Regions from separate parts of the Homo sapiens genome. Here region 1 is linked to region 2. The links are chromatin contacts, found by Hi-C or POLR2A ChIA-PET in ENCODE. All regions are on one chromosome and are shown on one strand. The core of a region is the stretch at or near the end of the contact, and the rest is flanking DNA. Distances in the headings are between cores, read along the strand shown. Region 1 overlaps THADA (THADA armadillo repeat containing). Region 2 overlaps THADA (THADA armadillo repeat containing).

What was found. A loop is a pair of places that touch in the nucleus more often than their neighbours do. ChIA-PET counts read pairs that join two places held with the same protein, here RNA polymerase II (POLR2A). Pooled maps may share reads with other maps.
Region 1: a loop to region 2 is called in a map of MCF 10A, with 8 times the contacts of the local background. The contact joins two enhancer-like sites. A Hi-C loop is called at or near these places in 1 of 168 maps with a recorded cell type or tissue (MCF 10A), 1 of 37 single-sample maps with no recorded cell type and 4 of 50 pooled maps. POLR2A ChIA-PET finds 5 or more read pairs at or near these places in 2 of 52 experiments (CD8-positive, alpha-beta T cell and MCF 10A).

The regions. Positions count from the first base shown.
Region 1 is chr2:43,537,250-43,544,853 of GRCh38, reverse strand. It overlaps THADA (THADA armadillo repeat containing), which reads left to right. Exons shown (of 38, transcript NM_022065.5): 21 at 3,538-3,695. Among named protein-coding and RNA genes, the nearest start is that of THADA, 55 kb to the left of the region's middle. Within about 2 kb of position 3,438, at least 16 of the 41 ENCODE cell types and tissues checked have a DNase peak (open chromatin) inside an H3K27ac peak, as active enhancers do.
Region 2 is chr2:43,452,197-43,459,012 of GRCh38, reverse strand. The region is part of intron 26 of THADA (THADA armadillo repeat containing); the gene reads left to right. Among named protein-coding and RNA genes, the nearest start is that of THADA, 140 kb to the left of the region's middle. Within about 2 kb of position 3,077, at least 4 of the 41 ENCODE cell types and tissues checked have a DNase peak (open chromatin) inside an H3K27ac peak, as active enhancers do.

The DNA of each region.
Region 1 (7,604 bases), core at 2,189-4,688, 85 kb before region 2:
AGTTAGGAAAAGAGGAAGTCAAATTGTCCCTGTTTGCAGATGACATGATTGTATATCTAGAAAACCCCATTTTCTCAGCCCAAAATCTCCTTAAGCTGATAAGCAACTTCAGCAAAGTCTCAGGATACAAAATCAATGTACAAAAATCACAAGCATTCTTATACACCAATAACAGACAAACAGAGAGCCAAATCATGAGTGAACTCCCATTCACAATTGCTTCAAAGAGAATAAAATACCTAGGAATCCAACTTACAAGGGACGTGAAGGACCTCTTCAAGGAGAACTACAAACCACTGCTCAATGAAATAAAAGAGGATACAAGGAAATGGAAGAACATTCCATGCTCATGGGTAGGAAGAATCAATATCATGAAAGTGGCCATACTGCCCAAGGTAATTTATAGATTCAATGCCATCCCCATCAAGCTACCAATGCCTTTCTTCACAGAATTGGAAAAAACTACTTTACAGTTCATATGGCACCAAAAAAGAGCCCGCATTGCCAAGTCAATCCTAAGCCAAAAGAACAAAGCTGGAGGCATCATGCTACCTGACTTCAAACTATGCTATAAGGCTACAGTAACCAAAACAGCGTGGTACTGGTACCAAAACAGAGATATAGATCAATGGAACAGAACAGAGCCCTCAGAAATAACGCCACTCTTATCTACAACTACCTGATCTTTGACAAACCTGAGAAAAACAAGCAATGGGGGAGAGGATTCCCTATTTAATAAATGGTGCTGGGAAAACAGGCTAGCCATATGTAGAAAGCTGAAACTGGATCCCTTCCTTACACCTTATACAAAAATTAATTCAAGACGGATTAAAGACTTAAACTTTAGACCTAAAACCATAAAAACCCTAGAAGAAAACCTAGGCATTACCATTCAGGACATAGGCATGGGCAAGGACTTCATGTCTAAAACACCAAAAGCAATGGCAACAAAAGCCAAAATTGACAAATGGGATCTAATTAAACTAAAGAGCTTCTGCACAGCAAAAGAAACTACCATCAGAGTGAACAGGCAACCTACAAAATGGGAGAAAATTTTCGCAACCTACTCATCTGACAAAGGGCTAATATGCAGAATCTACAATGAACTCAAAACAAATTTACAAGAAAAAAACAACCCCATCAAAAAGTGGGCAAAGGACATGAACAGAACTTCTCAAAAGAAGACATTTATGCAGCCAGAAAACACATGAAAAAATGCTCACCATCACTGGCCATCAGAGAAATGCAAATCAAAACCACAATGAGATACCATCTCACACCAGGTAGAATGGCAATCATTAAAAAGTCAGGAAACAACAGGTGCTGGAGAGGATGTGGAGAAATAGGAACACTTTTACACTGTTGGTGGGACTGTAAACTAGTTCAACCATTGTGGAAGTCAGTGTGGCGATTCCTCAGGGATCTAGAACTAGAAATACCATTTGAGCCAGCCATCCCATTACTGGGTATATACCCAAAGGACTATAAATCATGCTGCTATAAAGACACATGCACATGTATGTTTATTGCGGCACTATTCACAATAGCAAAGACTTGGAAGCAACCCAAATGTCCAACAATGATAGACTGGATTAAGAAAATGTGGCATATATACACCATGGAATACTATGCAGCCATAAAAAATGATGAGTTCATGTCCTTTGTAGGGACATGGATGAAATTGGAAATCATCATTCTCAGTAAACTATCGCAAGAACAAAAAACGAAACACCACATATTCTCACTCATAGGTGGGAATTGAACAATGAGAACACATGGGCACAGGAAGGGGAACATCACACTCTGGGGACTGTTGTGGGGTGGGGGGAGGGGGGAGGAGGGAGGGATAGCTTTAGGAGATATACCTAATGCTAAATGAGTAGTTAATGGGTGCAGCACACCAGCATGGCACATGTATACATATGTAACTAACCTGCACATTGTGCACATGTACCCTAAAACTTAAAGTATAATAATAATAAAATTAAATTAAATTAAAGAAGACTTTCACCAGCCTATTAGGTGCTGTTGTGCAGCGAACAAGCTGTTAGAACAGAAAGCCTTGGAGTGATAAAACCTGCCTTGACAGCCCAGGTGATATAAGAGCAGTGCTATATAATGAACCTGGGTTTGGGCAGCAATCAACTTCTCCCAGCAATGTGGTTCATTGTCTGCTGTGAGAGTTCTTAAAGTCAAGCAGGCTTTTAAAGGAAACAAACCTTATTAGTAAAATGGGAGCTGCTTTGTTGTGTCAAGCTTCCAGAATTCGAGTTCTTACATCTTGTTTGATCATTAGTTGTTACTGAATTTTCTGCAGTGCTGTAAAACGTCATCAGAAGCAGCAATTTCTTAGTGATGTATTACATATTCTACATTCTCCACTAGGTGGGGATATTGTCTTGCAAAAAATTATCTCCACACTTAAATTTTTAAATTACACAAAATAATGTATAAATGTAATTATAGCCTATTGTAATAGTTTCAAACAACAGAGGTACATATGAATTAAAAACAAATTAAATTCCTCCAAGGTTTCCTCTCCAATTCCATGTCTTCCTTCTTTAGTGCAATATATTATTTTGTACTTATTTTATATGTTTATGTGTATGTACACTTACCCATTTAATGCATTGGGCTTTTTAAATAAAAACACAAATGAGGTTACCCTATAAGTACCATTTTGTCAGCGTGCTCTTTTATTTAATATAATAGTTCATCTTGGATTTTAAAAAAATATCAGTACCAAAAATACTCCTAAAACTAGAATAAGAGAGTAAGTAAGGCTAATTATAGCTTATTGGCCATGGGAATTAAATATATTTTGAAAGATAATTTGTATTTTCCTTTGATTTTAAAAGTTATATTCTACTCCTTTACTAATGCAACAGTCATGCTCACCAAAATAAATAAGGAGTGTATTTATTATAGTCATCCATATCATACTTTATGACAGAGAGGCAGAGTTTGTTTAATCTTTGGAAATTAAAGATTAAACAAGTTTTGGAACAATATTGTGTTTTATTTTAAAATTTAATTTGAAAATAATAAATTAAAATACTGGGCCTGGCATGGTGGCTCATGTCTATAATCCCAGCACTTTGGGAGGCCCAAGCGAGAGAATTGCTTTAGTCCAGGAGGTGATGTGGTGAAACCCTGTCTTTACAAAAAAATACAAAAATTAACTGGGTGTGGTGGCGCATACCTGTAGTCCCAGCTACTAGGGAGGCTGAAGTAGAAGGATTGCATGAGCCTGGGAGGTCAAGGCTGCAGTGAGCCATGAGCATGCTACTGCACCCCAGCCTGGGTGACAGAGCGAGACCCTGTCTCCAAAAAAGAAAAAAAAAAAAACTTAGCATGATTTCTTCTCATAACACATGCTCGACAAATGTTAGCTTCTTTCCTTCTGAGTAAATATAACATGACAAATCGGGTTTGTTCAAGCAGATTATTCTTGGGGAAATTATGAATAAGCTTGTTTTTAGAAACCTGGGATATGAGTAATCAAGGTTGCAATCGTTGTGTTTTTTTTTGTTTAAGGTAAAGAAGTAAAAACATGTGATGTAACTGCGCAGATGGTGCTGGTATGTTGTTGGAGAAGTATGAAGGAAGTTGCTTTACTTTTAGGCATGTTGTGCCAGCTTCTGCCCATGCAGCCTGTGCCAGAATCTTCTGATGGATTATTGACGGTGGAGCAGGTAAGGCACATGTTTATTCCACCATGTATAATTTCTGGTCAACGCATAAATCACTTTTTTTTTTATAACCCAACTCTAAAAAAAGGTTTAAAATTTTTCTTGAATAAAATCATACAAATGTTAACTGAAGAAAGTTCATGGTAATTTAGAATGTTAGACTTTATAATACATTTCAAAACTGTGGCATTTTTAGAAATTTTTTCTAAGGTATATAAATAACTGTAGATTTTACCTCACTTTTAACTGTAGTTTTATCTCTAATTTTTATTTCTCCATTTCACATACACAGACTTAAACTTTAGCTTAAAATTGTCTTATTTAGTAAAACTCCACAAATCTCTTAAATTTTGGAAAGAAAAAAAGTAACATGTTGGTTGATTATGGATCTCATGTTTCCCACTGCATTGATAATAAAGTTGTAGTCTTGGTTTTTTTGGCTGACTTTTGTTTTAAGACCACAAAGTTAGTTCACCATCTGGGACTGTTCAAGTGACTTGAGTGCGGTGTTTACAAGAAGTTAGCTTACCACAAGCATTTCATTTGGAAATATTTTAGATTTATTAGATTTCTGTTTTTAATTGATTCCCTCTTCCTTTCCATATGGTTTTGACAAATCCATTTCCCACCATTTTTCAGCAAAGATATATAACATGTACTTTCATTTTTAACTTTTTAAAAATAAAGGCAACTTTTTCCCTAGGGTGTTACAATTCAAGAACAAAACAAATATTGTAGTATGCTAATGCTGATTATTTCTATAATAACCACATGACTAGTTCCATGGAAATAATGCTAATACTTTTTTTCTCACACTCTGTGGCTTATGTTGCATGCATCTGGTTAACAGCTGCGCTTGTGATGTTGCAAGGCCTTGAGATGAAGAAAGGCAAAGGCGCACAGGACATTTCAGGCATCATTATGTTCCTTATTCTCTTCCAAATCAAATAGGCGTCAGTGTCCTAGAGTTACTTGCAGTCATTGCTGGTGACTGGCTGTAGTGCCAATGCCAACATCTTTGCTGAGGAATCCAGCTATGATTAATGATTACTTCACTGATGTTCACCATCTTGCTAAGAAGTAAACATGTGCTAGAGGCCTTTGATTTCCCAACTTCTCTTTCCAAGGACAAGTTAAAACATTTAGTTTTTTGGGTTTGTTGGGTAGTGTTTAAAAAACAAATTAAGGGAAGTGTATTTTGCTTTTACTGTAACTAAGACGTGAAAGCTTCCTATGAACATTATTTTGCCTTGACACTTTTCACATAGCACCCAAATCTTATGTATTTAATTTGTGTGCGACAGCCGTGTTAAAATTGGGAATTAATGTAAAATAAGAGATGTTTGTTAAAAAAAAAAACAATTATCACAAAAAGACAGGTTCTTATAAACCAAAGAATTCTTCCAGTGACTGCTTAAATAAAAAATAAGATCCTGACTGTTTTTCTGTAAAACATTAGTTTCCGTTGTAATGAGGTCCAGTCATTTTTCTATGTTGCCATTCACATGGTAACCTCACATACATAGGCGTGAGAAGAAACTGATGACTGAATGAGCGATGAACTGTATATGTAATAGCAGTGTTCTAACACTGGAACCCCGTCCCCTATGAAAAACTTGATTCTTCGTATTGCTGACTTTAGCTAAAGAAATGTCTCAGTTTAGGAGTCAATAAAAATCCAAAGTCATCAAGAAATTAGTGTTATTTACATTACTGGAGAATTCCTGCTTTTAAACATAACCTTTTGCCCCATGAACTTCCTTTAAATTAATAATAATTAAATATACTTACATGTGCTTAAAACCTTTAAGAGTTAAAAATATAAATGACAGAGAAGAACATCATTTACATTGGAATGGCTGGGCCACACCTGAGGTACACCCTTCCAAGAGCATAGTTGCCCTGGCAAAGCTAGATCTGTGCCTAGTGGTAAAACTATGAGTTTAAGAGTCAAGCCTTAGGTGAATGTGACTGCCGTCTGAATACACGGAGGCAGTGAAGTGACTTGCAGGCAGAATGCAACCCTAGTTAGAGGGGAGAATGTGGAACTTGCATTTCTTATTCTTCAGAGTAGTAACTGTGATCTACTTTTCTCTCAATGGATGAAGAAAGCCATTCCATACAGTCTAAAATACAATTCTATTCTATTTTGAAATTTGATGACTTGAATGTAGATGACAGTCCGTTTAAAATCATCCTGATTTTACAGCTCCTTGTTTAAACCGGTGGCCACTTAAATCCCCCATATAGGAGTATAAAAGGTAGGGAGATTACAGTTTGGGGTTTTTTGTTGCTGTGTGGGGAGAAGAAATGGGGCTTGTTTATAATTCTGAGTTTTCAGTGATATATTCACAAACCATTAGAGCTGGAAGGATCATAGAGATGATATTATCCAGCTCTCTTGGACAAGAGGAAGCTGAACCCTGGATGTTACCTGGTTTGCCCAAGATTGCAAAGCTAGTTTGTGGCAGCTCTGGAACAGGAACCCAGTTCTTCTCCTTGCCAGCCTGTGTTCTGACATGGCACAGTGCTGCCTTTGTGAGCTGCTCATTTAATTTTTCTTTAAGTTTAATTTTCTGTATTTCCCATATCCAGGTAAATTTTCGCAAGCAACAGGACAGTAAGATGACTTGCTACTGAACTTTTTCTTAAATGATTGATTCCCTAGAGCACTTCCTGTGAAGCAGTGTGCTGTCACCAGTTTCTCCAGGAGGAAAATGTGTTCATTCAGAGGCATGTCTGACTTTCCTCCTTCACTGTAATCACATAATGAAAGGTTCTTTCATAGTGTTCCTGTACAAGAGGCAGAGATAAAACCAACTTTGAGGGATGTAAGTGGAGACCCTTCAAGAGTAAGCAGTACACACAACCTTATCTCACAACTTCCTGACTAGTTGATGTGTGTGGAGTTTTCAAACTTGATGTTTTGCTGATGTAGAGCTTTTGCTTGTTATATTTTGTTGGTTCTCTTTTCATGGGCTATCTGATACCCAGTGCCTACTGATTTTTTAAAACAGCTTCCTCCACCTGGAGTACTATATGAACTTAAGTTTATATGTATTTCCCTAATATTCTTAAAAAGAAACTACTAGGTAGATTTTTCATTCATGCTTTCCCTCTGCAGTAATTATCGCCACAGAAATCACACGAGTAAGATTGCCAACTATTAGAAATTGCTATTTTAAAACATTCTTTTTTAGTTTAGTTTTTTTTTTTTTTTTTGAGTCTGGGTCCCATTCTGGCGCCCAAGCTAGAGTGCTGTGGTTCCATTTTGACTCACTTCAGCCTCAACCTCCTGGGCTTAAGCCTCCCAAATATTTGGGACTATAGGTGTGTGCTACCACTCCTGGCTAATTTTTGTAGAGACGGGATCTCACCATGTTGCCAGGCTGGTTTTGAATTCCTGGACTAAAGCGATCCTCCCACCTCAGCCTCCCAAAGGGCTAAGATTACAGGCATGAGCTACCATGCCCGGTCTAAAAATTGTATGTTAGATTCTGTTGTAACTTTTATGATGCCCAGAGTTAACTACATTGATGTATTCCCTCAGTAGTGTCTTTTGTTATTACTTTAGATTTTCTGTAATGAACTACAAATGGGATATATGTTTATTCACAAGTCTTAAATTGCTTTTTGTATTTTCTTTTGCCAAAGTTTATTTTTTAGAAATTACAAATAATTTCATTGAATTGCACTCAATGCAAGTTCCCATTTTTAAGCTTTGAAATGAAGTTGTGCATGTAACCACATCCTATTTATTGACTGCCTTACTACAAGGATATCGTGGGAAAATAAAGAAGTACATAGTATGTGGTTCTGTGACGTCAAAGGGCTTAGAAATACAATAGAGGATACCAGACAGAAATTCATTTTAAAAAGTCAGACTACAGGGCAACAGTTAATATTGCCCAT
Region 2 (6,816 bases), core at 1,828-4,327:
ATAATGTAGACAAGACAAGTGGTACCTAGACTTTTCTGTTTTGTGAACCAGCAAAATTTTTTTTTTATTTTGAAGATCAACATAATACAGTTATCAACCCTTTAATTTTGTTAAATAAGTACATTAAAAAGCATATTACATGTCAGAATCATTTCATAAATTAAAGGACATTTTCACATACATAACCACATATATACATCCCCCTTTAGGAATCTCAAATTAATATTAGATATTTAAATAGAATACCTTAGCTTTATGCAGAATTTACGGCATTGCACTGTGGGGTTTTTTGTTGTTGTTTTGGTTGTTTTCATTTTCTTCATGAATGGGCACTGGCATGTGGTCTGATATTTGTAAACCGGAGATGTAGGCTAGGATGAAAATGTTGGTGATCAGAATTAGGATAGTGACAGTAGGGGTTGAAAAAAGTGAATAGAATTGAGAGATAGGCGGTCGAATCAGCAGAACTTGGTGATTTCAAAGTACTTGCAGATCTCTTATCTCATTTGATCCTAATGGTAACCATGTGAGGAAGTTAATTTGGTTAGGTATAGTTATCCCCATTTAATAGATGAGGAAACTGAGGCTCAGAAGTTAGGTGACTTCCCCAAGTTACATATCTGATGAATAGCACAATGAAATCATCATTCAGGTGGCATTGGACTCTTGGTATATGGCACCTTCACCCCTTTTTGCTTTTGCTCACATTTCAGGGAAGAAAGGAAAAGGAATCCTGGGCTCCCTGTGAGTCATATCTTTTAGGTCAAAACATACGACGCAGACTGTCCTTAGAATAAAATAATATTTTAGTGATGACTCTTTGATTTATCTTATCTTGCAACATCATCCATTACCAATCCATGAACTTGAGTAACCCTATTTAAATTAGGCCAGAGGAGATGAAGGCTTCTTTGGCAGTATTTTCATGTTATCCTGTGCTACCCTTTTTCCTTTCCATAAATAAGCCTTGGCCATTCTATTTATGGTTGTGTTTGTTTTGTTTTGTTTTGTTTTTTGTCGAGAGGTAGAGGACAGTGAGACTGTGTGTGTATGTAAGGATATCCCCTATCACCTGGGATTTTTTTTTTCCTTTCTCATCCTCAGTGTATGTGCAGATTAGTTTGGTGCTATGTAGATTCCAGAAAGAATGGAATAGACTTTATAATGGAGTACTCCTTGTTGAAGGGCAAAGACAGGAAGTGGAAGTGAATAAAAAGAATGAAATTGGACTTAAAGGAGAAAAAAGTGAAGCAAAAACAATTTGAATTGGACAAAAGAAAAAAGTGTTAGAAAATATTTGTGGGCGGTTCCCTATAACTGAATTTTAAATAACATTTTTGGTGTATAGTCATAAAATCCTCTGACCTATGAAACACCAGTTTAATGGAATTAATTAAAAATAAGATGGAATGCCAGAATTTACATATGAAAACTATCAGTAACTGTTCCTTCAATTCATTGTTTTTATTTAGTCTTTGTATCAGTCATTTTTCTAGGCTCCTTGTTTCCTGGCAAATTTGAAGGTGTTTTTGGAAAACTGTTAAGATTGACTTTAAATTATTTTAGTAGAGACTCAACTACTAGTAAGTCTGTTGTAATTACAAATAATTATGAGAAATACGGTTTCCTTTTCCAAGAAGCAAATAAACTTGTTATTGAAGCATCTGCACCTCTTTGTGTATATGTTCACAGAAGTGTCTACTTTTACTACTAGAATGGGCACATCAAAACCAAATATTGGTATCTTATTATGTGTGAGTAGGAGAGTGAGAGTAGCATTGTGTATACCGCCATTTTCATCTCCTTTAATCACCTCACTCACTGTGCATGTGTGTGTGTGTGTGTGTGTGTGTGTGTGTGTGTGTGTGTGTGTGTGTGTAGATATCCTAAATACGTTTTTTCTACCGATGTGGAACATTCTATCCCACTTCATAGCTGTCTTCCTGGCCTTTGGCACGTGTGTGCACACACACACACGTATATAAAATTTAGTGTTTGATTCCTTCAAAGTATAGGTGTTAATGTATTCAGAATGCTGTGTAAAATTTTTTATGCCAGACCTAAATTTTATTCATGCTTTCAATGCCTGTACTTTGTGTATTTTTAAAAGCTATTTGCATTGTAAGTTTGAAAGTGAGTTATGTTCTCTGGTGTACTCTTAGTATCTTAGTATCTTGAGTGTGTTGAACTTAATTGTAATTTATACTAATTTCCTCTCTATTCCTTTCATCTCATCTTTAAAGTGCTGAGGGAAAGGAAGAGGACTTGGTGGCAAGAGCCAAGACAAAAGAACAATGTGTGTGTAATTTGTTCAGAAGGTACAAAGTTAGATTTGTGATTTGTTGATGCATTATCTCATTTCTCAAGTAATTCCACTAAGTAGGCACTATTATTCCCATTTTATAGAAAACAAAATGTAGTGACAGAGCGAGACTCTGCTTAAAAAAAAAAAGAAAAGAAAAGAAAATGTAAAATTATTTAGCAAGGTTGAATGAATCACCCAAGGTTACACTGCCACTGTGTGGTATTCCTCTGGTCAGGCTGGTTCTAGACCTTTGCTCTTTCTCTACTTTGCATTTCCTCATTCCCACCCCACCACAGAATAAATAATCTGTGGAACATGGTTTCACATTCTATTCCATGATGTAGTAGCAGCCTTTTCTAAAATGAAATGCTGTGCATATTATTATTTTTTAATTGCCATTGGAAGTAGGCTGAATGTAGTCAGATAAATAGTATTTGAACTGCCTTAGTTTATGTGGAATATTACCTTTGTCTGAATGCATGACTTTTTTTAAACTTTTAATGTGATTTTATAATTTAGATGAGTATTTGCCTTAACAATGATGAGTTTTGCACATTTTTAAGACTACTTGGAGGTATTTATATACCTCAAATATTTACTAGGAAGTATCTTTGCAAGGTTAGGTAAAACATTTTACCAAATGAGTTTCAATGAGTCTCTGTTGGGAAAGGTTAAATAGCACTGTAGCGTAGTCTTTTGGCAATCGAGCAGTTCGTCTGCACAAATAACAGTGAATATAATTGATGGTCTTAGTAATAAGGTCATAAAGTCAAAAAGAGCTACCACAGTGTGGTCAACGTTTTGACCATAAGGAACAGAATGTAAAAGTTGGTTAGCTGGAAGGATTTCCTGCCTCCTTAGTAACTATTGTGTCTCTGTTTCCTTAGTCATAGCTGAATTGAGAAGAAGAGAAAAATCTTTTAATTCTGCATTTAGAATTGATGTTTTTCAGATTTACATAGTGGAAAGCGTGTTTGGATGAGTATAAGCCAGAACCTAACCTATCCTTTGCATAAATGCCTTTCTGCAATACTGCTTATTCAGGATAGGCTTCTCTTGTGTCTTCTTGTTAGCCTGCTCTCTAACCCTTGTTTTACACATTATAGCATTTAATATGCTCCTGTTTTTAACTGACAGAATTACTCTTTGCATTGTTGTGTGTGTTTGTGTGTGTGTGTGTGTGTGTGTGAGAGAGAGAGAGAGCGAGAGCACGTGCTTATGCAAGAGAGAAAGTGTGTTTGTATGACGGACAGAAGTACTACAGGCATACCAAGAAACAGCTGCCACCTAAAATTTATAATCAACAATAGAAAGAAAAATAGAGATTTTTTAAAAACGGGAATTCCGTAGAAGCAGGTATACTGTAATATAGGGAACAGATGGAAAAAAAGTAAGTTACACTCTCAGGGAGGTGAGATGAAATTAAGAGCAATCTGTGAATAAGAAGGAGCTTTAGAAAATTAAAAAATATGATAGCCCAAGTAAAAATTTCAGTACATACTAGGGAAGACAGTAAAAGGACACTGCCAGAGATTGACCTAGAGAGAGGGAGATGGAACATGGGAGAGAAAAAATAAGATTAGAGGATTATCAGGCAGTTGAACATTCAACTTACAGAAGTTCAGAAAGGAGAGCAGAGCAAAGTGAGGGCAGAAAATTATCAAGTAGCTTAAGAACATGTAGAACTAAAGAACATGAGTCCTAGTACAGTGAATGAAAAATGATTCACCCCAAGACTCGTCATTTCCAAAATTTTGTGAAGTGAGAGAAAAAAAAAACAGCTCATATACAGAGAATTAGGAATCAAAATGACAGTGGACTTAGAAGTTAATGGAGCATTGCCTTCAAAATTCTGAGGGCATATGATTTGCTTCTTATTCGTATTTAACTTAACTGTTAATCACACTTGGAGCTAAAATAGAGTGTACTTTTATTTTAAAAGTTTTCTTTTAAATTAAGGACAAGGAAAATATCTTTCTCTTTCTTTCCAGGACATACATGAATACAGCACCTAAGTATTTTTTAAAAGTTAGTTGCCAAACAATATTGTTTAACATAACCATGTATGTGTAATTTAGTGTGTGTGTGTGTGTGTGTGTGTGTGTTTAGACAGGGTCTCCTTCTGTCACTGAAGCTGGGGTGCAGTGTTGTGATCTTGGCTCACTGCAGCCTCGACCTCTTGGGCTCAAGAGATGTTCCCACCTCAGCCATCCAAGTAGCTGGGACTACAGGCTCACACCAACACACCTGGCTGATTTTTGTATTTTTTTGTAGAGATGGGTTTTCACCATGTTGCCCAGGCTGGTCTTGAACTCTTGGACTCAAGCAATTCTCCCACCTCAGCCTCCCAAAGTGTTGGGATTACAGGCATGAGCCACTGAACCTGGCTAATTTAATGTTTTTATATGTGCATAGAAAAGGTCTAGAATGGACAAAGTGGAATTTCTCCTTCTACTTACTTATTTGTATATTGCTTGTTTGTTTTAATGAGTGCATATTAATTGCAATTAATAGAATATAACTAAAGGGAAGAAAAGAGACTTGATTTATTTCTTCATTTATTTAAAAGAAAAAAGTTGGCAGGCCAAGGCAGGAGGATTGTTTGAGGCCAGAAGTTTGAGACCAGTTTGGGCAATATAGCGAGACCCTGTCTCTATAATAATTAGCCAAGCATGGTAGTGCATGCCTGTAGTCCTAGCTACTTGGAAGGTTGAGCCAGAAGGATCACTTGAGCCCGGTGAGCCATGACTGCTTTACTGCACTCCAGCCTGGGTGACAGAGCAAGACACTGTCTCTTAAAAACAAAATGTAGAAAGTGCATGCTATGTTGTTCTCCTCTGCTGGGTGCTATAAGAAATATAGTTGAAGTAGCAAACACAGCTTCAGTCTTTAAACGATTTTGGGTCTGGCTATTAAGCGGAAACACATATGTAAGGGAATGACTCCCAGCTATGTTGAAAGTCTGACTCTGTGTAATTTCAATGTACAGGCTGCTCTTGGGGCCAAGCAAATTCCTTTCCAGGGTCTGCAAGAGGTGGCAGTCTACTAACTTCAGAGTACTTTAAAAAACCAGCGTTTGTGAGAAAACCAAAAACAGGACTCTCATCTTGGAATATCTAACTTAATAAATTTCATTTGCATGTATACAGAAACCAACCTACTTACTGCTGCCAGCCCCAGGAGCCAGAGGTTAGAGTTTTTAATAATAATAGCAATAATGAGTTATACTTATTCCAGATTAGTTTTCTAGCTCTCAAAAAAACAAATGGCTAAGATGTCCAAAATGTTCTTTTCACAACTCTACCAAATGCTGGCTTTCCCTCTCCGTCTGGAAATCCAGCCAATCTGTTGAAAATTATCCTATTATTTGAGTACTTCCAGGCAGTTCTTCAGAAGGAAGACTAATTCCTGCAGTCTGAGATGGATGTCCACTTCTTAAGGGACTCTTTTCCATACTTCTGCAGCTGAGGAAAATCACACCTTGTATCCTGAGTCTTATTTCTTCTAATTGTGAATTTGGGAAAATATGTGTATACCAGACATCACATCATACCTATAGACAGCATTGTGTCTTAATTGGGAGTGTAACATTTGCCTGGTGACTACTTGGGTTTTTTGTTTGTTTGTTTATTTTTCTTGTAAATAAGTCTCAGCCTGAGTGTTCACAGACTTACAAAAAGCATCGGTTCACTGGGGAAAAGTGAAGCATTTAGCCTGAATAAGAACAAATACACACACTCTTTTCTGGTTTGATTTGCACGGGAGTTAGATGTTTTTTTGGGGGTGGGTGGAGGGTAGTAAGGGATATTCTAGTATATTAGGAAGAGTCTCTTAATTTGAATACAGGAGAGACAGGAGACTTATTGGACCCAATGGAATTATCTGTGGTCCAGTGATCTCCAAAAATGCTTTGTAACAGCAGATGATTAGATTTTAAAAGATCAGTTTAGCTGGCAGTTTGCCTGTTCATCTACTCCCATAAATTCAGTGGGTGGGCCTGACTCAGTGTGTCGGAGTAGAAGCTCAGGTGAGGAACCTTAATCTAACCTGACCAGGCTGATTGACAGCAGTGGAGAGACTGCCATACAACCAAACCATGGGGACACATGAACTTCTTTGGAAACTGGCCTGTCTGGGTCACAGTGTGTCCTCTGCTTGTTAAGAAGATGCCTGGCACAGCAGTAGTTAGATTACTTGTAAAATAGAAACCTTGGAATGTCTAATGACTAGATTGGGAAATAAGATAATTGGATTCTAGTTCTGTATTTACCTCCAAGCTGTATTTTGATGTTGGGAGACTCACTTCATTTCCTTGGGTATCAGTTTTCTCATCTGTAAAAGGAAATGAGTACAGTCATTTGAAAATACTTCTAGTTTTATTATGTTCCTTGAAATATGGGACTATTGGCACCACCCCCTCACTTGAACAATATGAGTTGGCATATTAATATTAATCTTAGTTAAAAGTGTTAGCTGAACAAAATGATAGAAACAAAAAAAAATTATTTGAG